Linked DNA regions of Mus musculus: all the other regions are linked to region 4. Evidence: chromatin loops called from intact Hi-C (ENCODE). Cell type or tissue: heart. All regions are shown on one strand. Region 1 has its middle 43 kb from the start of Gm40659. Region 2 has its middle 77 kb from the start of Pitrm1. Region 3 has its middle 59 kb from the start of Gm40659. Region 4 has its middle 39 kb from the start of Gm40661. Region 5 has its middle 19 kb from the start of Gm40660. Region 6 has its middle 46 kb from the start of Gm40658. Region 7 holds the start of Gm35413 (a long non-coding RNA gene).

What was found. Peaks named below come from ENCODE experiments on the same cell type or tissue, not always from the same donor. Only the 100,000 strongest peaks of a DNase experiment are listed, where the experiment ranks them.
Region 1: a loop joins it to region 4, with 2.1 times the contacts of the local background. A loop is called at or near these places in 3 of 42 quality-filtered maps.
Region 2: it touches region 4 in a loop (2.3-fold over the local background); 2 of 42 quality-filtered maps call a loop at or near these places.
Region 3: it touches region 4 in a loop (2.7-fold over the local background); 3 of 42 quality-filtered maps call a loop at or near these places.
Region 5: it touches region 4 in a loop (8-fold over the local background); 4 of 42 quality-filtered maps call a loop at or near these places.
Region 6: a loop joins it to region 4, with 5 times the contacts of the local background. A loop is called at or near these places in 4 of 42 quality-filtered maps.
Region 7: a loop joins it to region 4, with 5 times the contacts of the local background. A loop is called at or near these places in 2 of 42 quality-filtered maps.

Annotation. Positions count from the first base shown.
Region 1 is chr13:5,299,962-5,303,961 of GRCm38, forward strand. No RefSeq gene overlaps it. Among named protein-coding and RNA genes, the nearest start is that of Gm40659, 43 kb to the left of the region's middle. In heart, no CTCF peak of the experiment used is centred here; a DNase peak (open chromatin) is centred at 2,400.
Region 2 is chr13:6,469,489-6,473,488 of GRCm38, forward strand. No RefSeq gene overlaps it. Among named protein-coding and RNA genes, the nearest start is that of Pitrm1, 77 kb to the right of the region's middle. In heart, CTCF peaks have their summits at 32 (motif pointing left) and 2,359 (motif pointing left); DNase peaks (open chromatin) are centred at 193 and 2,353.
Region 3 is chr13:5,316,163-5,320,162 of GRCm38, forward strand. No RefSeq gene overlaps it. Among named protein-coding and RNA genes, the nearest start is that of Gm40659, 59 kb to the left of the region's middle. In heart, a CTCF peak has its summit at 1,999; no DNase peak of the experiment used is centred here.
Region 4 is chr13:5,590,863-5,594,862 of GRCm38, forward strand. No RefSeq gene overlaps it. Among named protein-coding and RNA genes, the nearest start is that of Gm40661, 39 kb to the left of the region's middle. In heart, no CTCF peak of the experiment used is centred here; a DNase peak (open chromatin) is centred at 1,799.
Region 5 is chr13:5,434,401-5,438,400 of GRCm38, forward strand. No RefSeq gene overlaps it. Among named protein-coding and RNA genes, the nearest start is that of Gm40660, 19 kb to the right of the region's middle. In heart, no CTCF peak of the experiment used is centred here; no DNase peak of the experiment used is centred here.
Region 6 is chr13:4,769,727-4,773,726 of GRCm38, forward strand. No RefSeq gene overlaps it. Among named protein-coding and RNA genes, the nearest start is that of Gm40658, 46 kb to the left of the region's middle. In heart, a CTCF peak has its summit at 1,908; DNase peaks (open chromatin) are centred at 1,925 and 2,845; H3K4me3 peaks cover 853 bases; H3K27ac peaks cover 1,580 bases.
Region 7 is chr13:5,802,111-5,806,110 of GRCm38, forward strand. It overlaps Gm35413 (a long non-coding RNA gene), which reads right to left and starts at 1,045. Exons shown (of 2, transcript XR_382025.4): 1 at 958-1,045; 2 at 672-864. In heart, no CTCF peak of the experiment used is centred here; DNase peaks (open chromatin) are centred at 171, 911 and 1,661; H3K27ac peaks cover 2,615 bases.

The DNA.
Region 1 (4,000 bases), 290 kb before region 4:
TTGTCTCACAGTTCTAAAGGCCAGACTCAGAAAGAAATGTATCATTAAGTCTTACATCTAACTCTCTGAACCTCTCCTAGCCTCGGTTGGTCTCTCTGATGATTTTTAGATTCTTTTTGAAGATGCATAAATCCAACTTCTGTGTGCACCTCTGTATGTCATGCTCTTCTCTATACCACTATTATTTTAAGCAATCAGTCATATTGGATAAGGTATCCAAAAGCTATATAAAATTGATTCATCTTTATGTGTTACACTTTCAATACTGCACTTCCAAATGCAATTCATCTCTAGGATACCAGGAATAGAAATTCAACATATCTGTTCACCGATTCAGTTTACTCCATTACTACAATGCAATGGCATTATCCAATACTTTAAAATATATATTATCTCTTGTAAAATATGTTACATCTGAAAATAAACAAAGACAGGAACACAGTAGGTATGAACACTATTTTTTTTAAGATTTATTTATTTATTATATGTAAGTACACTGTAGCTGTCTTCAGACACACCAGAAGAGGGAGTCAGATCTCGTTAGGGATGGTTGTGAGCCACCATGTGGTTGCTGGGATTTGAACCCAGGACCTTCGGAAGAGCAGTTGGGTGCTCTTACCTGCTGAGCCATCTCACCAGTCCCCGTATCAACATTATTAATGCTCAGCCATGAAGCTGGACACAATAGATATTCATGCAGACTCCCCAGCCCAGACATAAGTAGATTCCCATTCAAGACAAAGCCAGACTTTATTGAACATGTAGACATACAAAGTCACCTTGTTTTATATTTAACTGTATTTCTATTTCAGAGGTTAAAAGATGAGCTTTGGGGGAATTGCTGATAAGAACATGATAAATTGCCTGAAGTATTTCAATAACTTGCCATAATCAAGTATTTTATGCACAAGGAATTATGAATGAATCATGTGTGTTGCTCCTTAAAAGTTGAAAACAATAGTATTGAAAAATCCATTTCTCTTTGTTAGGATATTAGATAGTTGTAGTAAAGTTGATATTACCATTCATCAGTCAAAGCCATCATTCATTGCTTTCAGAACCCACTCTAGAGCAACTTGCAAAACATTTGTCTAAGGTAGATGTTAAATGTCAGAAGAAAATTGTTTTAGTTAGCTCGTTGTTCTCGACTCACCTATGGGAAAGCATTCATTTATTTTTTTTCCATGTTAATCAAATTTAACAAAGATCCCTGTTACAAACATTGCAAAACAAACTCATAATTTAACATTAAGGCTGATAGTTTAGTTTAGGGATTTCCTTTCAGAAATAAAAGATCATCCAAGAAATTAATGTCTCTTCAAATAAGAAGACATGGAGCACACTCCAAAAGTCATTGTATTGTGTCATTAGTTCTGCAATTTCCATTGCTATCACCTAATTTTGCTGTAGTCTGAGATCAAATTCCTGAGACAGAACAGACACAAAGTAAAAGGGAATCGGTGTGCCAGGATATCTGTGAATACTATAGCATAGCAAAAATAGGTGGTAAGCTAGCCCCGAGGCTGCTGACCTCTGGTCAGGTGCCCAGGTCAATCTCCTACTGTTGTCAGAGAAAGCAAATATAAACTCTCAGCAGAAATGTGCAGGCATCTTGACTGACATATCCAGGACAGGAAGAACCAGCATTCCTGTGTGTGTCAGAAATATTGTTAAGATTCTACTCAATATTGTTAAGATTCTACTCAACTTAATTGTTGCTTACTATGGTCATTCAAAGAGCACATGCTAAATGCCCTTGACTGGTCTCTTCATGTATGAAGTGAAGGCATTGGGTCTATTCAAAGTATGGCTTTAAAGTTATACCTCTCACAGGACACATAATAAACCTCTTTAATAGGGGCATCCTAGAATGCCATTTATGTTTGGAATGCTGTAATAAAAAAATAAGTCAAGTTTTCTCAATTATGGGAGAAGAAAGTAACACAAGGGGCAGAAGACATTTGTATATACATATATGAAAAGGCTGTAGTTGCATTTTATTAATAGATATGTTCTGATTATAACACAGTAGCTAAATCAGAAGTACATTTTGTATAAAGATGGAATACTATATAAGGAGATGTACATGCAGAAAAACCAAAGTGATCATTTTTATCTTCTTTGCCTTGGCTGAAAAAAAGGCCATTGTCATTCATTTCCTTCACAGCCTCTCCTGAAGGAGGGAAATAAAAGAAAGTAGAAAGAGAGCAGCTGAGGGGGAGAGGGAAGGAGGGAGAGGGGGGGGGGAAGAAGGGAGGAAGGGAGGGAATCTGAAGTGGAGAGAGGCTTCCCCCATACAGGCACAGCAGGACATTTGGAACAGGAAGACCAAGAATAGAAAAGCTATTGCACCAGGGGCTAAGGAAGGAACAAAGGCTGGCAGTGTATAGTGGGAAAATCGTGACTCAGACCTCCCAGGGAGACTATGCAAATGAACAATGAGTGAGAACCCTGGACAGTCATTTCCTTGAGAGATTTAAAAAATATAGATATGAAAGGAACTCAACTTAGAGAGAGTGATCCCAAAGGGAGCAAGCCTGGGATCCCAAGCATTCTCTAGTGTTGGTGAATCCCACAATGTCTTGGAGGCCAAGTCTCAGTGACAACAAGTTAAACATGAGCAGGCTTGCCACCCAGGCTTTTCCAAAGTGATTGGCAGAGACAGAAATCTGTCTAGGGTGTGTGTAAGACTGGGAATTCCTCGAGTGAGTGCCAGGTTCCTTCCCATTTCTTCTCTTTTTCAGCTCAGATATCTGTGTGCCATACAGACTTTCTCTTTGTGACCCTTAGCAGTCATTTAATAAGAATCTATCTGAGTGCCATTGAAGACTAGGGTGAGCAGGACATTCCACCCTCTGATTGAGATGAATGGATTCAACAGAATGACGAAGAAAAAAAAAAACACAACAAAACTTAACTGAAGTCTTGATGGGTTTTAACTTTCAACCCTATCCAATTTTAGAAGGGGCTTAGTTTACAAGATAGATATCTTAATAAAAATTTGAAGATTTTTGTAAAGAACTGAAAGATCCTCTGAAACTAGCTGAAGAATAAGATTTCTATCTGTGTGGAGGGTAAGAGTCCAGAGTATGGCATCCCAAAGCATCCGTGACTTTGAGCTGAAGACCTGAAGTGGCTACAAGGCAGGGTCTATCTTCTCCCTGTCTCTGCCTGAGGCAGAGAACAGATTTACATTGAACCATGAATGCATGGAACATAGTTCTATGTTGGGCTTAGTTGAGACAGCTAGCTCAGGGAATTTTGTACTTAACATAGAACACCTACTGTACATATATAGCAATTTCTCTAATACCTCACTGTGTGAAAACACATAATTAATGTACATCATTAACATCTCAAAGCCCGTTTTCCTTTTGGAGTCACAAAGTTTAGACAAGGAAATCATGTTTATTAGCTGTTACTCAAAGTAGACTTGTCACAATAAATTAGAGGTAATGACATAATATAGAAATAAGTTTATATTAGCATATTTTTTAAATTAAGAAATATTTGAATATAGCTGACCACCTATAAAGAGAGTGGCTAAATCATCCTACAAAATTATTAAAGGGCCCCCAAGGAACTGTTGGACATTTGGCTTCAAACATAAAAGAAATACCAACTGATTAGATGTCAAATATTTTCTATGAAGTTGATACCCAGCACTAACTTGAAGGACTAGGAGAAAAAAATGACCAGGATGTTTGTTTGTTTTGAATATCTTTTAGTATTTTAATTATATCATTTCCCTCTTCCCTTTCCTCTCTCTAACCCTCCAATATAACATGTCCCCCCAATTTGCTCTCTTTCAAAGTCATAGCTACTTTTATTTACTTATTGCTACATATATGTGTGTTTCTGTCTCTCTGTGTGTATCTCTAAATACACACTTACAGCCTTCTCAGTGTGCATAATGTTACTTGTATGTGTGTTCTCAGCTTGATCATTTGGTATTGAATAATCAGTTGGTGTGTTCTTCCTGGGGGAAGACTGTCTCCTG
Region 2 (4,000 bases), 880 kb after region 4:
AGGAGATAATTATCGGCCGCACTGCCACCTGCTGGAAGACTCAGAAGAAAGCTTCCTTCCCTTCTTGGAAAAACCCCTGGGGAGAGAGCCCAAGAGACAAAGGTCACCTGCGATGAGTTTCCCCAGCAAGACTATAACTTGAGACTTATTTTCAAAACCAGCCTCGTCCAGTCCATTCAGAATGCAGAGCCCCTCCCAGGAGTTCTTTCTGCTCAGTGGAGGCTGAAACTGATGGGCAGTCAGCCAGGAAGTGCCTGAAGCTTTGGTTCAAAAATGAGATTCAGAGCATGTGTTGGACTGTGACAAGGGAAGTGAAGGACATCGCTCATGCTCACACATGCCTATGCCTGGGTTGTTCCTCTCAGAGGCTCTGTGGTACACTCCCACCATGCACTCTCTCTCCTCCTCCATCTCCTGAACCTTTCTCCCTCCCTCCTCTCTCCATGTTATTTATCTTCATCTCTCTTTATGTCACCACAATGTCTAATACACACACACTATGCAGGTTCACACATACACCCAGATACATACCTGCCCACACATACACACAGCATTATCACCACACGCATGGACACACCATACAGACACGTGTGTTCACAGGTGTGCCAACGCGCCTCATAGGCAGAGAGAGTCTTGAGGTCGGCAGCTTACTATGCAGGCTGTTAAGCTCTCATAAATACCTAGAATATCAAAAGACAGATTTGTCCAAGACCTGTGCATTTCCTATTTGTAGTTCACTAATTGTCTACTTTATGTGACTGCTAATGCTTACTCAATATGCAGGAAATTGACATAATGACAGAGTTGGATGTGTTCTCGGCCCTGGGGTTCTAATATGCCTGATTTCAGTCAGCATGCATAAACGTGGAGTATTCAGGGTCTCCGACATGATGAGGAGTTTACGGAGACTGGATTGCTTCTAGAAACACCCAAGACAACGAAACATGGCATGATATGATTGCCATGGTAACGAGGGTATTCCAAATGAAAATCACTACGGTGCATCACTAATTTAGGGCTCCACTAAACACCAAATAATATTTCTCTTAAGAATGCTGAGCTGTGGTTCCTGGTAATGCAGGGTCCTGTAGCAAATGCCACACTGCAGAAGAAAAGTACAGGGGAAATTCTCCGCATACTGTGCAGGGTTACTGTGGATACCCCAAGGGTGGGAGTCAGACCACATCCACTCATGGTGGTTCATTTAGAGAAGTTCTTAATATATTGCAACTGCGACATACACTAGTAATTTTCCAAACCTGGGATTTGGTTTAGAAATCAGCTCAAATCTGGTTGGCCCTTGTGTCTAGTCTAAGCTGAATCATTATTCCTGCATGTGGCTCAAACCGCATAATGGTATAAGAGGTGCAGGCATGAAAGGAACGTGTTAGAGGCACAGCTAGGAATCCGCAGCCAAGAGAGGCCCGATCCTGTCTATTTTCACACCCTGGCTGCTCATTGCATATGCAAAGAAGCAGCCTCAACTTTCTCAGGTCACACAGCATCAGCCTCGTGCCTCAAGCTCTTTTTCATTTTATTTGGATTGGTTCAAAGAAGAGGCTCCTTGCAAATCCTAATTCTCACCTCTGCAACGACAGGGCTAAATTAAAAGAAGAGCATTAGTCTGGTTTACTTTTCTTTCAGGGGTTTTCTAAGAAATGTTCCCTTCTATTTCTGCCCTCTGGTTCCTTTTTGTCTCCCTTAATAGTTGCCCACTGAAGGTCAAACACAGAAGACATGAAGCATAATGCGAACAGCGGGGATCCCAGAGACACACAGCCTGCATTCCGAAATCTACTTTGACTTTGAACTTGGCTTTGGAAAAGTTACAATTTGTTTTCAACCTGATCAGTAAAATCGAGGTCAGCTACATGAGAGGTGACTGGGGTGTGTCCGGTGTCCTGTCCATGCCCGCTAAGTGCTTGTCAGTCTCCATATGCCCTGCAGCCTACCTGAGGATTGAATGGGGTCCTTATGCTAGACCAAGTGGGAGCCTTTAGAAATCTTATAGACCCATTAGAAATCACCCTTACACTGCCCTGGAGAGTATCCGAGGGTTCTGTCCACAGGGGGTAAAAACGAGATCCTCCCTCATTAAGGCTATGCTATTAACTCGGAAGTTCTTGCACATTCGCTGAATGAACTTCCAAACAAAAAATAAAAAATTCTGTAGCTTAGAATCATAGTTTTCCTAAATGCTGAAATAATTTTATGCCATTTCCCCTACTAATTACCATCTCATTATTATTAGAAGAACGCTTTCCTTGAAATCAACACAATTTTTGCTCTAGTTCATTTTAGCCGCATGGCAGGAGGCCTCGGTGACTCCCATTCAGAGGAAGGTAGCGACACCTAGTGGTGTCTTACTCGAGATGCAATCCTTTCACTTCTACCTGGTTGGATGCCAGTATGAGGGTTGGCTCCTAGGAACTCAAAACATTAGTAAATACTTCGTTGCCTTGTGTTAGAGTCTTCCCGAATATATGCAGATAGTAAAATAAAATAAATCCTTGAGCATCTGAAGTTCTTGAGAACACTTGACCTCAATGAACCTGATCCAAAATCCTCTCTGCGATAAGCTCCCTGGGTCATCAGACAAAATGGATTTCCTATCCCCAGGAGTTTATGAGTTGTCACGGCAACCAAGAAGTTCTTTCTTTTGTTTTGAGGTGGTGTCTCATATATCCCAGGCTAGCCTCAAACTCATTATATAGCATGGAGGCCTTTTAACTTCTGCTCCTTCCGTACTCCCTTGCAACTTTGGATTACAACCTTGTTCACACGGTGCTAGGGAAGGAGCCCAGAGCCCTATGCATAAAATTATGTGTGTGTGTGTGTGTGTGTATTTAACTTTAAATGAACTTCCATTCTTTATGTAATAACTTCCTAATGAAGCCAACTATAACGTGGGAATTATTAATTGAACATCCTTCATTTCACAGGGACTTTCTGCCTACACCCTTGCATGATGAACTAACTAGTGGGTACTGCCATCATTTCTCTGCATCCTGAAAAAAAAAAGCTAACACGAGACACAGAAGAGGCCTAATAGCTCTTCATATTCTGAAAGCAGGACTTTGTGATAAGGAATTCTCAGTGGGAAGAGTCATGTGCATGTTCCCCGCACAAACACAGACCGCAAAGATGTGGATTATAAGTGAATCATTAATAAACATGTGTGCATACTCTTCTGTTGGTTGGATTGATCCCTTTCTCCTTAATCTCTCACTAAAATCACAGTTATGAGGTTGGAGGAATGGCTCAGTGGTTGAGAGCGCTGGCTACTTACTCCTTCTGAGGACCTGGGTTCAATTCTGAGCACCCACACGGTGACTCACAACTTTAGTTCTGGCAACTTTGGGTGCTGCATGCACAAGGTGCACAGACACACGTGAAGGCAAAACACCAGCACACATAGGGTAAAAACAAATAAATCTTTCAAAAATGCAAGATGATGATAGTGCAGTGGGTGATTTTGCATTGTGGAACTAAGATATCACCATCTTGCCTGATGAGAGACTGTCTTTGGAGCAGAGGAATTCTTTTTTAATGCTAGAACAGGAGAGCACAGTATGGTCTGTATCCATTTTTTAATACTAGGTCTTGTGTAGCATAGGTGTGCATTGACCTCGATATGTAGCTAAGAATAACAGTGGACTTCTGATCCTCCTGTCTACATATTGCACATGTTGGCATTGTGGACGTATATCGTCAAGTGGGATGCATGCTAGCTAGGCATGTTCTACCAATTAATCTCCATTTCCTAAGCCCAAGAACTCACTGCCTCCAGTGATTCTTTCTGAGGTGAGAGTGTCCTCATTGGATCTCACTGTTTACCCTTCGCCTAGGAATGTCCCCTGCCCTTTGTAGAGCCCCTTGCCAATACTGTTCTTACATTTATCTCTTCATTATTCACCAGAGATAAGCCCTTGCATCTGCATGAAATGTGGATGTACGTGGAAACCTGGAGGCTATGTGTCATAGAAAAAGACCTGACCCG
Region 3 (4,000 bases), 270 kb before region 4:
TGACTCATATTCAACCGAGCAAGTAGAGTGTTCTTATTCTTCTCTGCATGGACACGGCAGTCATCATCATACAATTTCTTAATAAGCTCTTTTAACCAACGCCCCTGAGCACCAAGCTTAAGCGACTGTGGCCTCAAAATCACCACATTTTACTCTCCTCAAGTGCATGGCTGGTGCTGAACTACACTAATTTACTATCTTTTTGCTAGTTTGCAAAATTTCTCAATGTCTGTGTTGCTTCCAAAGCTTGTAGCAAACACAGGCAAGAAAAAATAATTAATTTTGAGACCTCTGGTGAGGTTGGGAATAGAATTGCAGAGTCTGTCATTTTATGGTGCCTAGTGTTAGCTGGTTAAATTGCAGTATTATCATCAGGTGGCAACCTGAGTTTCTCTATGTAAGAGGAATCCTTAGGATGAGAGCCTATTGTTATCCTTTCTTTCACCCCTATTTAAATGCATGTAACAACCTGCCTACTTCAAGCAAGTTTCCTCAAATTTAAAATTTCTACTAAGGTATGAATGTTGGTATTTTCTGTAATCTTTGCAATCAGAAATATTAGGAATAAGACATACAATTCCAAGGCCAGCCAAAATGACATAGCAACAACACCTTGGCCCAAAAAAATTAAAAACCAGGGATGGAGAAATGGCTCAGTTGTTACTATACAGTCGTGATGACTAGCATGTAGCTCCTAGTACTACAAAGACATAATAGCTGGGTATTCCACAAACACTTGCAGTTCTATTTCGGAGGAGTCTGGCACCCTTTTTCTGAATTTCTCAAACACACACACACACACACACACACACACACACACACACAAACATAAGTTATGCAAACATAAGTTCATACTTATGCACATTAATATACAAAAAAATTAAATCCTTCAAAAATACAAAGAATTCTCACTCTAATAAGTAATGCTAGGTTTTCCACAGTTTAATTACTAGACAATATCTGTAAATTGCACTAAAGACAAGGTCCAATGCTGCAACCCTTGCTTAGCACACATGAAGTCCCAGCTCTCTGTCCCCGAGCCCTGACCAAGAAAATGAAGGAATAAAGGATGGTAATACGTAATAAGCCCTTAAACTTAACTTACAATTTTTTAAGTTTTGAATTTTGTGATTGATCATTTTCAATAAAATAAAGAAAAGATTTCCTTGTCTACTCAAATAAAAACTTCTAAACAGGGAGTCCTGACCAATCAAGCCTTGGTTCTTTGAAGCTCAAATGATTAGTAATTATTATATTCTCAAAATATCACTTTGATAATGTATTTTGGTTTAGTTAAACTTTTCATGTCTTGTCATGCCTTGTCATTCTCTGCCAACCTACCACCTTTTCTGGAAAAGTCTTTGTTGTATCCATGATGTTCTCAAACTCCTAGTGTGTCCCTAATCCTCCTGCCCCCACTTTCTGAGTTTGGAGATGACAGGCTTCAGTCACCATGCCTGGTGTTTGAAAACCTGGGAACTGAACCCAGGGCTTCATGCATGCTACAAAACCATCTTACTGACTGAACTAAGCTAGAATCTCCAGGCCTTTTCCTTTTTGTTTTTAATAACAACCAACAAAAATAATTCCAACTGTACATATAATAATCTGAAATACAAACTGTGTGCTGGTTGCTGTAACAACATCTCTCCAAACTATATTTTACTAGGGTGGCCATATTTATTTTCTGCATAGATGATAACACTTTATTGAAGGCTAATAATCTAATTTTCAAAGGACCTAACACTTTTGTTAAACTCTTATTCTCAGATCTTCAAAGATTTTCCCATTTCATTTTATTGTTTGTTTGAATTGTTGATGTTGTTTTTATTAAATTGTGTGAAACAGCTGAATGGTGAAGCCAGCACTTTTTATTCGAATAGCACAGAGAACAAAACATAATTCTTTCACAGAGGAAGCCCTATGATAAACAAAGTTTGTATAAAGGAGATGGGCCCCTTGGAATGCCCCCAACATTCGGAGTACTTAATGGAGACTAGGAGGTGATGTTGGCAAGCACTCCAACTCACACACCCCTCTCTTGCTTACAAAAGATTTCTCCATTTTCTTAAAAACACCAAATCTCATAAAATGTAACAGAAAGACCAAGCAACAGTTATGTCAAGGGAAGACCTGCTTATTTTTCTTCTTTGATAATTCAATACAATGTCTTTTGGAAGTTTCTCTGGTCTATGAGTATAGCAGTAGAGGGATTTTGCCCAGAGCTGCTGTAGCCCCAGTGTATATGACTACATATACCAAGAAATAAAAGTCTTCCCTCACAGGAAACCCCTGAAAGCTTCTCCTAGGTTCAGTGCATGCGAGCTTCACCCAGCCCACAACAGAAGTTCCATGAAGAAACAGAGGAAAAGCCTAGAAGGAATTCCACAAAGGCATTACCAGACCCACTACCCACAAAAGGAGTTCTTGTTGTTAAAAACTTGGCAATGATTCTAATCAGGAAGCTGTCTGTACTGAGCTCTCAAATGTGTCATCGACCACATGGTCCTCTTCAGCTCATAATATGTAAGTAGGCACATCTGCAGGATGTTACAAAAGTGGTACTGAGAAACAAGTTACTTTGTCACTACAGTATATGACTTTCCCTTTAAGATACTCAAAAAGAAAGTTTGGGTTTGACGTTGTGTGAGTTCCCATGCACACACAGACACATTCATAAGAGTGTACAAGACAAATCATATACCTACAGAAAGATGTGTTTGCATATACATATATTGCTACATCTTCAATGTAGAACATCTTAAAAGACCCATATGTTAAAGGCTTGATCCCAAGCATTATCTATCATGCCTTAAAATGCTGACATTTATGACACTTAGAGAACTGTATTTTTCTTCATGCAATTGTTCCCTTGGAGAGACAGTGGGTTCTTCACTTCTTTTCATTACTTCTTTTTCTTCAGGCTTTGAGGTGTTTGGCTTTGTTCCACTGCCCATTTCTGTCTAGGGTGTGTTACCTGACCACATATCCAACACAATGGGTAAATGAAACATTCATTGGAAACTCCCTACCTGGGATCCAAACAGTTGATCATTGTAGTTATTTGTTATAGTAACAGGAAGCTAGTTAAAACACACACCTAATCTAATTACTAAATACACTTTTGCAGCTAACTGTGGTATGCTCAGTTTTAAGGAATTTCTTTGTGTACATTATAGTTCACATTGGTAGCACTTACTCAATAGTGCTCATCAGATAAAACCCATAGGCGTCAGAATGAATGGTTAGGGTGTGTATGTTTGTGAGTGTGTGTGTGTGTGTGTGTGTGTGTGTGTGTGTGTGTGTATGTGTGTGTGTGTGTGTGTGTGTGCACTCATGCATGTGCATATATGTGTGTGACAAGCCCAATTTTAACTACCCAGAGTAAATTTGTGCATTTAGCACTCTTCCATAGAATCTTGTAGCCATTCAAAGAATACATGTTACATATAAATAATGACTTGCATTTACCTGTCCATTGAAATTAATTTTTCTTTACTTGTCTATTACTTTCTATACAAAAAGATCATGCCCAAATTTTAAATTACTGGCAATCTCTCATGCACAACACCCTGCTGCTCCCTAGGCAAAACTGTAACATACTGATGATCTGAAAGGACAATGAATTCTATAATCCCCTTGCCATTGACCATGCTGCTAATGTAGTATGACAGAAACAAGGCCCTTAGAATTCCACTATAAAAGAGTCATGGGAACATGTAGATTGCTACCCTTTTCCAGTAGGTTACAAGAGAAAGTACTTGGGTTATGACCATAGAGTTTTAACTAATGCCATTGTCATGATCAGGATTTAAAACTTCCTGCTTGTTCTTAACTGTCACTAAGTACTCAGGGATTTTCACAATTACTGTTTGATCTGCCTTCAAAGATTCTGGAAAACACTGTCAGGTATGGTCCTATAGACCAATCTCTTCTCTAAGAACTTTATTGTTAGATTCCTGACTCAGTCACAAAAGTGATTGCTGAACAAGCATGGAGA
Region 4 (4,000 bases):
GGATTGGCCTGACTCAGTTCCCTAAGCACAGGCACTCAACCCCATGCCTTGCTGTCTTTTAGTTTGAAAGACCTCTACTTTAAAGAGATTACTTGTATGGAGTTTTTTCCCTATATATATTACTTAAAATCTGTGTCCTTACTACTTCCAAATATGATTATATTTTGAGGTAGGGCCTTTACAGAGATAATTAATTAAATGAGGTCAACTAAGTATTCCAATCTAAGGGGTTTGCTACAAAAATAGACTAAAACTGCAGCATTTCCCCAGAGAAGATAGACGTTCCAGAGAATGCATAGACAACTATTAGGCCAAATGGGGGGCCTCAAGAGAAATCATCCCTTGTGACTCCTTCATAGTAGGCTTGCCAAACCCTGAACTGTGAGGTGGTGGACATTTTTGTGAATTACCCAGACTGTGGTGTTTGCCATGGCAGCATCAACAGCTATAAAATCTGTTGTGAGCTGGTCCCCACCATGACCTCTCTGCTCTGCTGATGTGAAGGCTTTCATTACTCTGGGTCTGATTTTAAAAAAGTATAAGTTTCACAAACCTTGCACAGCTGAGGGAATACGCCCAGATGTTGGAAGTCGGATTTCTTCTTCCAGCATTTGGAAAAGCAAGAGGCTCAGGAAGGGGCAATAACAAAAAGAAACTGAGCCAGAGACTGGGTTAGTCAGCCAGATGCTTCTGGCACAAACACATAAAAGGAAAGGAAACACAGTTTTGTTTTTTGGAAAAAAAAAAAGAAAGAAAGAAAAGGAAAGGAAAGGAAAGGAAAGGAAAGGAAAGAAAAGAAAAGAAAAGAAAAGAAAAGAAAAGAAAAGAAAAGAAAAGAAAAGAAAAAGAAAAGAGTGATGTCTCCCTATAGTACTATAATCTGGTAAAACAAGGGACTTATCAGCTAGTCTTCTTTCAAACAGAGAAGAAGAACTTGACACCCATTTATATATCAACACAAAAACCTTTCCTTTCCTTCTTTATGTTATTTTATTGTTTGCCAGACTGATTCACAGACCTGGATTTTCAGTCACAATTGCACCCTCCTTCCATCCTCCCTCTCCTGCTTGAGGGAACAAGGGCCTCCTTTGACTGTTTGTCAGTTTCTTCAGGGACTCTGAATAATGAGAGTGTTTCTGCCTGGGTAAGGGGAGGAGCTTATTTACTACAATAAGAATGATTTGTCACCGGCTATGCCACTCATGAAAATAATACTCCTTCCTCCAATGACTGTTAACTGTCAAGAGTTCCCCACGAAGAATGGGAAGAAGCAAATACCTTGGGGATGTGTATGCTGACAGGTTTATCTTTCTGAGTGGAATATGAGCTATCCTCTTCTGATGGAGCATGGCTTTCACTTTCAAAATGCTGATAATCAACCCTCCAAAGTGATAATCAAAGAATAAAATTTTTTATTTGTGCCTCCTTTCCTAAGGAATTGAAACAATAGGCTGGTTTTTCTTTCAATGTTTTCTGAACTTTCCATGTTTCCCTATTTCCTTGAAAACCAGAGGCTCAGAGTGATAAGACTGAACCAGGAAACAATTTGAATTACTCACCATTAAGAGTGCCCCTATGGCCAGTGACCGATGAATTCTATAATGTTACATCTTTCCTTCGAGTGTATTTATTATTTTTGCATGATTTCCTTGAGTTCATGAAATACTAGTGAAACAGTGTGACCTCATCAGCAGATATAAACTTGTTGATGTCCACGAAATGCTGATTAGCTGCTACTGCTTTGGGTACTTCCTGCTGATGAATGAAGAGAGCCAGAAATAGACCTTCTTGGCAACTGGCAATGTGTCTGAACACATGCAATCGCTTCCTTCCACTGCAGAAAAGGAAATGTCTAGAAGAGTTGCTACAGAGAGATAAGGTGTTCTGAGGCTTTGTGGGAGAAGAAGACGGATCTGAATGGATGAAAAAAATAATGAGTAGAATCAACATGACCCAAGACTAATGAGCCCTGACAAATAGCTCTCCACAGGGCAATACACAACAAGATTCCACAGCTGGGTTGTACAAAGGCATGATTCTGCATGCACATAATCTTCTGTCCTATCATTGCCTTTTCCATTGTTGGTAATTCACCAGTTCTTTATTCAGAAACTACTGTGGGCCTTCATTTAGAGAGCTGTGACAGCACAGCAGACAGACAGAAATCTCTACCATTAGCATGCTAAGTTAGTGTAGTTTTAGGAAATAATACCTTGTTTCTGAATTTGAGAGTTTAAACTCTCAGTTTAAAAAACTACGATTTGAACTGTGGTTTGAATTTATAATAAATCTGGTCAATATGAGAATATGCACTTAAGTAGTAGCATAGGTACCTTTACAAGAGACAATTGAACATTATTCTACTCTATGGTCAAACTTGATTTCCTCAGACTTGTTGAGAACTCCAAGTAGAGAGCATTTTTTTTTCTGCACAGTGTATGTAGCAAATGAAATTACTGGAAATGTTGGAGCCACATTGTTATTGATATGCAGTCAAAGATGATCATGGAGTTATGTAAACCTGTGATAAACTGAGACTGGGAGTTAAGTTCTTGCTCGGGCTATACGTGAATCTATTTTTTTATTAGATATTTTCCTTATTTACATTTCAAATGTTATCCCCTTTCCTAGTTTCCCCTCCAAAAGCCCCCTATCCTCATCCCCCTCCCCCTGCTCACCAACCCACCAACTCCTGCTTCCTGGCCCTGGCATTCCCCTATACTTGGGCATAGAACCTTCACAAGACCAAGGCCCTTTTTTCCCATTGATGACAGACTAGACCATCCTCTGCTATATATGTAGCTAGAGCCATGAGTTCCACCATGTGTTTTCTTTAATTGGTAGTTTAGTCCCAGGGAGCTCTGGAGATACTAGTTAATTCATATTGTTGTTCCTTTTATGGGGCTTCAAACCCCTTCAGCTCCTTGCATACTTTCTCTAGCTCCTTCATTGGGTTCCCTGTGCTCTGTCCAATGGATGGCTGTGAGGATCCACTTCTGTATTAGGCACTGACATAGCCTCTCAGGAGACAGTTATATCAGACTCCTGTCAACAAGCTCTTGTTGGCATCCACAATACTGTCTGGGTTTTGTGGTTGTCTATGGAATGGATCCCCAGGTGGGTCAGTCTCTGGATGGTCATTCCTTCAGTCTCTGCTCCACACTTTGTCTCTGTAATTCCTTCCATGAGTAGTTTGTTCCACCTTCTAAGAAGGACCGAAGTATGCAGACTTTGGTCTTCCTTCTCCTTGAGTTTCATGTGTTTTGAGAATTGTATCTTGGGTTTTCCGAGCTTCTGGGCTAATGATCCACTTATCAGTAAGTGCATACCATGTGTGTTCTTTTGTGTGGGTTACCTCACTCAGGATGATATCCTCCAGATACATCCATTTGTCTAAGAATTTCATAAATTCATTGTTTTTAATTGCTGGGTAGTAATCCATTGTGTAAATATACCACATTTTCTGTATCCATTCCTCTGTTGAGGGACATCTGGATTCTTTCCAGCTTCTGGCTATTATAAATAAGGCTGCTATGAACATAGTGGAGCATGTGTCCTTATGACATGTTGGAACATCTTCTGTGTCCAGGAGTGGTATTGCTGGATCCTCTGGTAGTACTATGTCCGATTTTCTGAGGAACTGCAAAATTGATTGCCAGAGTAGTTGTATTGGCTTGCAATCCCACCAGCAATGGAGGAGTGTCCCTCTTTCTCCACATCCTCCCCAGCATCTTCTGTCACCTGAATTTTTGAACTTAGCTATTCTGATGGGTATTAGGTGGAATCTCAGAGTTGCTTTGACTTGCATTTCCCTGATGACTAAAGATGCTGAACATTTTTTTAGGTGCTTCTTGGCCATTCAGTAATCCTCAGTTGAAAATTCTTAGTTTAACTCTGTACCCCATTTTTAAAATAGGGTTATTTGGTTTTCTGAAGTCTTAACTTCTTGAGTTCTTTGTATATATTAGATATCAGATTTAGGATTGGTAAAGATCTTTTC
Region 5 (4,000 bases), 160 kb before region 4:
CCACAGATGGAGCATTTCTTTATCTATGAGGAAGAAAATGAGCTTGCTAAACAGAGACTTTGGGTAGTAAAATGATGCCTGTTTTTCTGAAATGTTGGACAGAGAAATAAATAACTATTGAAAAGTCTAAATAAGTAACTCTTAATGGGACTTAGTCATTGTGGTATTGGCTTCACCAACATGTTAGCCACTTTACAAAATGTAAATGTACTGTTGCTTTTTTTGCCAGAGGATACCATTCAAGTATAATAAAACACATTGTTTAGGCTAGGGCCAAATGTTTCACTTGACTTATTTAAGAGATCAATATTAGTCTCACCTATTAATTGTGGTATAAGGTGTAACAATGATGGGAATAGCTTGCTCATGAAGTAGATACACTGAAAAACAAAGCAAGGGAAATCTGTGTGTCCCTAGTTTGTTCAGAGGATCACTCTAAGCCAAGCGAAAGATGAGCTAGGTTTACCTTGGTGTAGGAATATAGATGCATACAAAGAGAATCACTGTTCTCCATAAGAGGAAGCAAGGGGTCACTGTGGAAATCACACGGAATTTAGAGACAATTTAATTACATCTCACCTCCATAAATGCAATCATATTTGTCATCTCCAAGAGATGCTCTTAGTCACATGGAGTGGTATTGTACCTTTGTCACCTATGAGAAATGGTATCTACTAATGATTATCTATTTCTTTGAAAACAACATTTTTTTTCTGGATTGAGTCTATAACTTCACTCAGTCAATAAAAGGATCCACTCAGAAAACATAGAAAAGGAATGATTTTATTTGAAAAGCTCCTAGTTTCTAATACAGCTTTATATCTATGGCCACTTAACAAGCCTTGAATGAAAACTGTGACAATATCATCATGAGTTTATAACCATTCTGTTCCTCCCTAATTGTATGATGTCAGTAACAATCTATTGTCATCAGTGTGACAACCAGGGCAGCCATCTTAAATGTCAATCATTTGTCTGCAACATGGCAGTTGCTATTCATGCATATGGAGATGACATATACTAATTTGTTTCTTTAGGAACAAAGTTATTAAAAGGGATAATGAATAAATCCATCTTAATACTTAACTATCTGTGTGTAAGTGCACTACAATAGAAAGCTTGATCCTATCTTGGTCTCTTTTCTATTCGATTTATATAATAAAATATCTGAATTATTACGCTGGCTTTGAATTGTGATAGAAAAGAAGGTTGGATTGGTAGAACAGCCCATTCCAGTCTCAGAGGCAAATTATAAAAGACTCATATTGGAAAAAAAAATCTCAAGTGAAATTGTAGAAATTTTAGTCGCGAATCAAAAGCATACTTTTATCCACTATTACTTAAAACTCATCTTTGACTAAAATTATTTTAAGTCCAGCTTTAATATATTCTTATATCCAGAATATACAAAATTCAAGAGAAAAGCAGATGTACAATGGTTTGCTTAGATGTTTTGTGATTTGGAAATAAAACATCTCCCGCAGGCTTCTATGTTTGGTATTTGGTCCTGAGGTTGTAGATCTACTTTTGAGGTGTGGATTCTCTAGGGAGTGGTACCTAGTGACAGGACGTAGATTTCTAGAGAGCTTGGCCTTGGTTTATATCTCAGCTCCACTTCGTGTATTCCTGTGCTTCCTATGTATTAAACGTGAGCAAGCATCTACCCACAACCCTACCCCATGAGGGATTGTACCCCATAACCTATGAGGTAAATAGACTCCTCATCCCTCTACTTGCTGCTCATCCAGTTTTTGGCTCAAACTTGAGTAAACTTAATAATAGAGAGTGTTACTTGAAAATAAAATTAGTGATGTTACTTAGTACAAAACAGTCTTTTACAGTGGCTATATTCAGAGTATTAGAATCCGATGATGCAATCCCAGCAGAGCTGTGAAACTGTCTCTTCTCAGGGACTCCCATGATCTGGAATTGTTTTCAGAATAACAGGAAAGGGAAGAAAGTTGAATAGGGAGCCCATCTGCTTTTAATTCAGCATTCCCAAAAAAACCGTTGTGCATAACTCCCAAAACAGAAAGCTACATTAAATTGTTGCTAATTTTAGACAATAAGTGAGTAGAAACTCCAAAGGTGGAGCTTCCTCTCTTTCAAAACACTACTCTCCCCTGATTCCTTGACAGCCTGTAGCCATGGTACCTGCTAAGAGTTAGCTAAAAATAAAGACTTTTAAGTTGATCATTTCTTGTTGTCCATGAAATCTCTCCTGCTGAATGTCTTGGATAATTTTGTCCAATCTAGGAATAAAGTATTTTTCTTAGGCTTCACATTTCATGGGATTGTGTGTATGGATTTGCCCTTCCATTGGCTTTGCTACTTTATTTCAGGTTTGTGGGCTCACAGACTACCCACTCTGGGCTTCCCTTCTACCAGACCCATACTTTGCTGTAAGTTTGGGATAAGATTACCCATATACTTAGCATAAAACTAAGGTCAGCTTGGTTGCTAGTTCTCCACTTTTATTCTCTTGGGCATCTGGTCTTATGCAATTCTTGTTCAAAGAGTAAAGAAAAATGTATTTTATTTACTGCTGCTTATAAATTTTGCAGACTAGTCTAACCTTCTGTTCAGATATATTTTATTTTGAAAGATATAAATGATTTCAAAATACCTGTAAAATACTATGAAGATGAGGTTCTAAGCATAATGTGGAATTTATATCCACCCACAATAGTTTTATACAGCACAAAGTTGCTCATAAATACTAATTGATCTGTAGAATACAGGAAATACTCAAGACTTAAGAAGGCAAGTTAGACTGAATGTAAAATCAAAATCAGATAAAACAAATCAACAAAAACCAACAACCTCTGGCACAATAGAACTAATTTTCCTCAAGTTCTGGCACTAAGTTGCCAAAATAAAAGGATGTATATGATATGATAGGTCTGAGATTCAGCAATTAAGTGCAGAGTTAATTAAACTAAATACGTAAGCCACACCCCTGAGGAGCATAAGTGTGTGTGAAGCGTGCACAGCATCAGGGCGATGCCCTTCCTTCCACACTCCATATATTCAAATTAAATTAATGCAACTTGTGAATTTATGAGACACCCTCTACAACCATGAAGGACAAAGCACCAAGCCTTCCTAAAGCCCAACACCACTATCAGGTTTCATGTGTGTTGTCTGTTTATAATCCACTTAAAAATAAAATGCCTTGCCATCTCTTCTAAATTATTTTTAAATTCACATACCATATGGAGTTCCTCTGAATCAATACTGATGCCTCTTTTACCTCAGTTGTACAATGTAGGATACACTGTATGTTGAACACAATGGGAGCTATACATATAATTTGATTGACTCTAGTACAAATTATTTTCTATAAATAAGTACTGCCACCATGAACAGCAGCTTTTAGCCTGTGATTACTAAAACTGACACTATTTTTAAAGATTTATGGCATTTGTTTTATATTTGTATGAAGTATTTCTAAATATAACTTCTAAATGTTTGTTTCTTTTCTTCACAGACTTAACTATCATGGATACTTTTTCAAAAAATGGTTTTTTTCTAATCAGGAAAGCTGTAATCACATCCTAGGAACTCCAACGTTAGTTAACTCCAAACAAAAGCAAAACTAAAAGCCAAGACGTTGCATACCAACTTAAGAAAAATTTTATTTAGATTTCAAAACTCAGAAAACATAATATGATCCATTTATCTTTATTTACTTAATAGAAATTAAGTCATAGGTTTTAAAATAACTCATAACCTTTAGTGGATTTATGAGTTTTAAAGTGATTTTAATACTCTGTATGAAAATGTTCACTATATCAATAATAAATGAAAGTTAAGGAATTTTGTAGCAGGTGGTGTAGCAGTTAACATTAAATGGATTGATATTTCCACACAGATCCATTCCTAGTATGCTATGTGAGTGGAAAGGAATGGTAAGAACTCCTGTGGGGTTCTCTGATGTAAAATATTCTATTTTATACCATTAAATGTAAAGATGAGATTCAATAGTATTTTAAAATAG
Region 6 (4,000 bases), 820 kb before region 4:
ACAAATGAAATTCAAGAAGAACGAAGACCAAAGTGTGGACACTTTACCCTTTCTTAGAAATGGGAACAAAACACCCATGGAAGGAGTTACAGAGACAAAATTTGGAGCTGTGACGAAAGGATGGACCATCTAGTGATTGCCATATGCAGGGATCCATCCCATAATCAGCTTCCAAACGCTGACACCATTGCATACACTAGCAAGATTTTGCTGAAAGGACCCAGATATAGCTCTCTCTTGTGAGACTATGCCGGGGTCTAGCAAACACAGAAGTGGATGATCACAGTCAGCTATTGGATGGGTCCCACGGCCCCCAATGGAGGAGCTAGAGAAATTACCCAAGGAGCTAAAGGGAACTGCAACCCTATAGGTGGAACAACAATATGAACTAACCAGTACCCGGGAGCTCTTGTCTTTAGCTGCATATGTATCAAAAGATGGCCTAGTCGGCCACCACTGCAAATAGAGGCCCATTGGACTTGCAAACTTTATATGCCCCAGTACAGGGGAACGCCAGGGCCAAAAAGGGGGAGTGGGTGGGTAGGGGATTGGGGGGGTGGGTATGGGGGACCTTTGGGATAGCATTGAAAATGTAAACGAGGAAAATACCTAATTATAAAAAAAAGAAACAGAGCTTTAGCACTTAAGGCTAAACACTGACATTTCTAGACACAGGACATCACTTACGCAAGAGAGAACAACATTCGTTTCTTATGTTCTTAACAAAACCCACCAGTTACACATTACACACTCATCCATTAGAAAGATGATGATTTAGCAGGGTTCTAGATGCTCACTCATGTGTGTGGTGGTGAAGATGTTTCTGCAAAAGTCACTTCACTTTACCCACAGTGCCAGTTGTTACATTTCAGCAATTTTTATGTACTTTCCACAAGACTTTGTATTTCCCTTTCAGCAATCCTTCTACTTTGAGATACCTTTTCTTCTGGGTTTTTGTATGGACATCTTAAGAACACATAACACAAGTATCTTTATTTAAGAATGTGAGATCAGTCTGTGTTCAGCACAGTATTATTGTGGGCTTTTATTCATAAATTGCTCTTAAAGCATATAGAAAGAGAACAGAACAAAAAAGTATGGTAAGAATTTTTTGAGAATATTTTTCCTAAGATTGTGTGTGTGTATATGTGTGTGTGTCTGTGCATGTGTATACACATACACACACACACACACACACACACACACACACACACACACATATATATATATATATATATATATATATATATATATATATTTGTGCTTGATATATATGTATTACTCATTAAATGTATTCATTAAAGTTGATGTAATGCTCCTTCACGGTTATTGTTTTTAAAGCTGTCCTCTTTTGAATAGCTTGAAGGTCCTTCAGGAATTGCAAGCTCTGTTGTGAAACAGAATGTTCATATCGTCCTGTTACTCTTTGGCTCTGCTAGTTCGCTGATTAAAATAGGCTCACGCGCAGGACGCTAATCTCTGTTTATAGAAAATAGCAAACAGATGGAGAAGCAATGATGAGTAAAAATAGACCCTTTCCTCCAGCAGATCTTTTAACACATAGATGTCAAGAAAGCCAAGAAGTCAGTGAAACCTAGTCTGGTGTTCCCTACACTACCCTGAAGTGACAAATCGCATAATGACAGGGATCCGTTTGCTCCTGAGGCAACAGCTAAGCGGGACTTCCAGTACTTTCTATTATAGGTGGCTTTTTCATTGCAACCTCCATTTACTTGGCAGGGCCTCTGGAATCTCTGACTGGAACTCTGAATGAACACTCCTCTTGTTTGAATCCTGCTGATCCCCCAACTGTAACTGGATCAGCTGACATCACCAGTGTGCTGAGCCCTGTGAAATGTCTCTGTAATTGGACTCCACTCTTGAGTCAGAGCTTGGTAAACCCTGGAGAGGCGCTGTGGTCCGCGTGCTCAGCATGACTCATGCCTCTAGTGCCTGGAGACTGTTGCTATGTGAGACTTCCTGTTAAGTGTTTACTTCTTACAGTGGGTTTGTCCTGTCCCAAGAGCTATTTGGATTTGGTATGCGGGGTGGGGTGGGGTGGAGTGGGGTGGAGTGGAGTGGGGGCAGGGGCAACTAGGGCAAAGGATTTGCCTTTTTCTTCTGAAAACAAGGATCCTGGGAGAGTCAGCTCTGAGTTAACTTCCTTAAATGGTCTGGCAGCTCATGTTTACAGGAAGAGGAAAATCTGGGAAATGCTGATAGAAGTCATAAATGCAAGGAGGGAAAAATAGCATAGTTGAGGTCATATGCAGGTGCCTGAGGGTTATTTTTTTTTAATGCCTATTTGTGTCATTCTTATGCCAAACATGCTTTAAATTATTCAAAATGGTTTTATTTAGACTGCTTTTAAAATTAAATAAACATTTTAAAGTTTTCAGTCAAAACTCTTCTGTGACAAATTAAGGAACATTGAAGAAAAGGCATAGAGACAACCTACCAGGTAGCACTTTACAATTGTGAAATCATTTTCTTTTCTGAATGATAGGTAGCTATAAGACACGGTGGCGGTTGAATAAACATTTAATCAAAACCAATATACGTTTATGTGAACATGTGTTTCTACACGTGGTTTTATAGATAGAAGTGGAGACTGGATAGAAGGCCAGTATATTACAAGGAAATGGGATTTGATTCTTCAACAGTGCTCAGATCATTCAGGCGTATGAATATACTGGATTGTGATGCAACCTTGGTAATAGGGAGTTCAAGCCAACTCTATTCTCAGAGTCATATGAATTCAGCTTAGTTCACATTGCCAAGGCACACTGGCAACTGCAGCTGACACAAGAGATAATCCATGTGTCAGCCAAGAACAGATAAAGAAGAGTATGAGATTCTTGGAGCTAACTCAGGCTGGGAACAGGAGAGGTGTTCATTGCTGTTCTGTAAACAGCAAAGACAGGAGCAGAATAAGGAGAATGTCATGTTGAACCTGTGAGTCACAAGACCAGAACTAAAACAAAGCCCTCGGGGGCCATATACACCCCAAGAAGCCAAAGGGGTGCTTTGGAGAAAGTCTAACTTCATTGTGCTTATAGAGTAGAGTGGTTAATGGAGCCAGCATTATGAACCTGCATATACAGCTCTTTCTTGTTCCTTCTCAAGAACAGTAGCTTTTCAGAAAGTTGAAGGAAAAAAAATAGCAAGTATTGGAAGAAGGTGTTACAGTAACTAGTACTGTATGTTTACTTTGCCTAGAAAGGATCTCATGCCATCCAGGCTGGCCTATTGAGGTTGGTCTTCACCTTTTAATCCTCTATGTGCTATTTCTCTTTTGTGAGGATTAGAGACATGATACCACCTTGCACCATTTAACGTATGTTGGGCATTGAACCCAATTGTAGAAATAATATTTCAGTATTCACAGAGCCAGAGAGGGCAATCCTCAGATTATGGGTTTTAAATGCAACCACTTGTATCATCATTAATACATACATCATAGAGTGGCTTTCTGTATGCATTTATATCTGAAAGACAACTTCAGTTAATTAAAAGGAACTTTGCCCTTCCTTTGTCTTTGACTGTTTTGGTCACATACTATCATTTCATCAGGAATAAAATAGCCTAATTCTTGTTTTGAATGAGAAAACGTACCTTGGTGGCTTTAATATGACTTTTGCTTATTAAATCATTTATTTTCTTATGTCATTAATTTGTAAGATTCAGCTCTTAGACTATGTTCAGCAAGTTCCATGCATGATCCATGGTGCATATGTTCTCATCTGCTGACAGACCTAACCAGAGGAGGGGACCCTGATTCCCATTGGTCAACTAGGATTCCAGAGAAAGTAAGAGGGAGACAAGCAATAAGAAAAAAAACAACAGCAGAATGGATAAAGTGAAGGAGAGAAGAAAGGGGAGAGAACAGAAGAAGTGAAGATTCAGGCAAGGAAATCAGAAGATGGGACTAAAAGAGTAGAGGGGAAAGGAGAAGGTGGACCACGGTCATACAAAAGTCTACACAGGTTCAGGCAGACCT
Region 7 (4,000 bases), 210 kb after region 4:
GCAACAACAATAAAGAAAACCAGTCCAGTTAATTGGAGCTTGAGTTGACATCTCGTAAAAGGATCTCTCCCTCACAGGAGTGTTGCCTCTCAGGCCTTTATAGCAGGCGTTTTGCAGAGTGGTTGGCTAACGTTCTGGAATGCAGCCTGTGGCTGTTCCATGAATTTTCCCTCAGAGCAAACAAGCTGGCTCGAGAGGGAATCACACACACTCGCTTATTCCCATTAGCAACCCCAAACAAGCAAGTGGCTTTACCTAAACAACAGGAAGGACGGTTATTTTTAAATGTGTGCCCTGTTTGACATGTTTCACAATTTGTGATTTCTCAATAACAAGAATTGTACAACTATTAGAATTCTAGGCGAATTCAGAAACAGACACACCAACTGGGGAGAGTCAGGAGGGGCAAGGAGTGCTTTAAAGATGAAGGGAAATGGGGAGTTCTTATTTAAAGGGTTCTAGTCCCAGTTTTATAAGGCGTTATTGAGACAGAGTTTAGGCTCAGTACAGTGGTGGGACATCAATCCCAGTACTGGGATATGTGTGGAGGAGGGCAGAGGCAGACAGATCTCTGTGAATTTCGGGCTGGTCAACGTAGAATGTTCTAGGCTAGGCATAACTCCTGAATAAGACGCTGTTTCAAAAGAACAAAAAACAAACAAAAACAAACGTTACGTTTAGAAGCTGTGATTTTTGGTGATTATCAGAGGAAATTATTAGACATTTTTTTCTCTCAACGTTTTTGACTTGGCGGAATGTAGCCTGATCAGTACATCCAAGGGAATATAGTAAGTCAGCGAGGCAGACGTTTCCTGGTCTCCCGTCACGTCTTCTGGGTCTGCAGTGAAGATGGATGTCCGTTTCCTGTGTGGGTAACTCCTGCTGAGTCAGTTTGTCAGCATGACATCGCTGAAAAGTCCACAGCGGCATGCGCTTATACGCTCTCCAGATACTCACCATTGGGTGAGTGTTCCCCCAGTGCACCCTTCTGAGTGACCTCCAGCGCAGTCTTTCTGGTCTACATTCACCGTCCCTGTGAGCTGGGTTTAGAAAACACACAATCTTGCTTGAAACTCTCAGATAAACGCACTGCAGATTAACAATGATGTTATTACCAATTAAGTCTTGCTTTTTAAAAACGTTAATAAGGGAAGCATACGTTAATGTCATACGTCAAGGGAAGGGGAGATTTTCAGCCACCAAGGCGCATGCTTATGAAACTGCCATTTTTTTCTGAGGTATATCTGAAGTCAGCAAGTCTTACAGATTGAAGGAGCAGCTTCTTAATGCATAGTATTATTTCATAATTAAATTTAACTTTTCAACATACCAAAGCACTGACAGGTCAGTGTGATAGTTAACCCTGCCTGAAAAAGACACAGGTAGTAAGCTGAAGGAAGTATTATTTCCCTGTGAGAGTCATTTCTTGGACAACTCTTTTCATCTGGAAACAAGGAAGTGAGTCAGCTTTACTAACTTCAATCTCCTGGCTGGTGTTTTGGTATTCATCAGGAATAGGAACTTTTTTTTTTTAACTTCCCTAAGGAACCTGGTATAACCAAGCAAGCAGGTCACTTGTTGAAATCTCCTCTTCAAAATATCCACAGGTTTCATTGTCCAAGATCTTAACAGCCTCTGATTGGAAAGGTGCCTGGCTAGTCACAAGACTGTGACTCACCGAGTTAGCTAAACACAAAGCCCAACTGACAAAACCCATGAGGTCATTCCTCTTCTGTGTGTCTTTAGCATAGTTTAGATACAGAAGTCCTTGGGTAATATGCAAAGCTTTCAAATCAAAAGAACGTGCCTGCAATGCTAGAGGAAGAAAGCAGGCAGTGTTGTGTCTGAATAACAAAGGCAATGCAGGCACCAGGATTCCTGGCTTGTGGTATTTGCTGATACAAAGTACTCCACAAAGTTTTACAATGTATAACCTAGTCACTAAGGCTGGTTAACGTTTAACCCAACTGCAATATTTTGGCCTTAAGTAACTCCTGAGGAATGCCAAGTTGGGTAGTCCTGAAAAGTCAACAAGTCCCAACAACTGTTTCCACCAAAAGAAGGAGCAGAAGAATGTTTGAAGTGTTTCAAAATCAAGAGAAAAAATTAAGGTTTCTTGCGGTGGGGTGGGGTGTCATGTGATCATCAATACTTTCCTGCCTTCTTTCTGGCCTCTCTAATTTGTTTAAGATACAAGCACTATGTTTACTGTGAAAAACGACAAAGAGGAAGTGTCAAACAATAATCCCGTTTTTCTAAGAATGATCCATAAAGGGCAATAATGAAAAAAAAAAAAACAAAACAGACCAAGTCACCTGACTTTACCTCTGTGTTGAGATGTAATGTCAGGAAGACAGCACAAAAGGGTGAGGTCATTGTTTACCTAACCCCTACTGGTCCTGAAAGAATAAGTGGCGAGGAGCCCTCCAGAGCCAGTGGCAGAGGTACCAAACCTCCTAAGAAACCCGAGCACTCACTTATTCTTTTTAGCAAAATTCCAGCCATTGATAAAGAACGGGTAATTAATTATATTGACCTTACTGTTCTTCTGGGTGCATTTATTGGGGGATGACAGGAGATCGAGGCAGGAGTGTTTCATTTGGGAAAAGTTTAGTCTCATGTGATGAAGCGATGTTGCTTTCAAATTGAGCAAATCATTGTTTAACTTCCTTTTTCCAGTACTGCTTGGTCAGTTCTGGGAAATCTTAAGAAAACACAGAAGCATTGTCGAACTCAAAAGCGGAAGTCAAGGATTTGAAATGTGATGGTACATCCTGCTCTCCCCCCCCCACCCCCCACCCACCCACCCCCCTAGTAAAAGCAGCAGGATTTGAAGAAACCTCTTCCTTACTCATTGTAACTTCATGTTTCCTTAAGTCTTATTTTAAAAATTGGTCTGCCATTCAAGATTATGTTTCCAAGATTATTTTCCAGACTTTCTTAAAGCTGCCATAAAACTGCAGTGCTTTCCTTTCCAGTAACCCCAAATAGTCTTAAGTACTCTGGTCTCCTCAGTGTGTGTGTATGTGTTTGTGTGTGTTTGCTGTGTGTAGACACACATGTGAACTTACATGTAGAGGACAGAGGACAACCTCAGGTTTTGGTTCTCAGGTATTGTACACCTTTGAAACCTTTGAGACAGTTTCTCAGTGGGTCGTGAACTCATTTAGGCTAAGGTGGCTGCCAGCAAGACCGAGGGGCCATTCTTTCTCTATCTCCCTAGCATAGGAATGACAGGAGTGGACCACCATGCTTGCCTCTTTATATGGTCTCTGGGAATCAAAACGTCCTCATGCTTGTTGGGCAAGTATACAGTGAGATACCTCCTAGGACCCAGCATCTTTTTCTGCTGGCCCTGCTCCATCAAGTAGGTGGTCTATCCTGTTCTTGTTCTTCCATATTCCCCTGTGCACTCAAAATATCTCCTGCTATGAAGACTTGTTTGTCAAAATTCTAACACAAGTACTCATGACTTATATCCTCTCAAGTACATTAACAACACAGGAGATGCAACAGCTTTTTAAACAATTAAAGAATAAGTAGCCTCATATGTGGAGGCAGAGGTGTCCTCCCAGAGTCCAAGTGGCTTAAACAGTGTTATTAATATTTTTCATAAGTAAAATGTAATTAAAAATTGGACAGGTAATTTTTAGGATATATATACATATATATCACATAGATATATATGGTTATGGTTTCTTATGAAAGCATATCTCTTAGCTCACACATGCTATATATTTAATAGCTTACTTCAACCTCAATGAAACAAAACTCTCAGTAGCGATGTCCACCAATCAAACTGGGTGGCCAAGAAAAGGGATGTGACAATTACCAGGAAGAACAGACTTTTTCTGATTTTATTGTCCTTCAGCAAAACCATCCCACAAACAACTTGCAACTGACGGATTTTCCATGTTTCAAAGAAACTGCCATCTCCTCCACACTCACTTCACAGAAGTCTTGTATTTCATGTGTGCTATTATTTTAGTTACTAAACAAA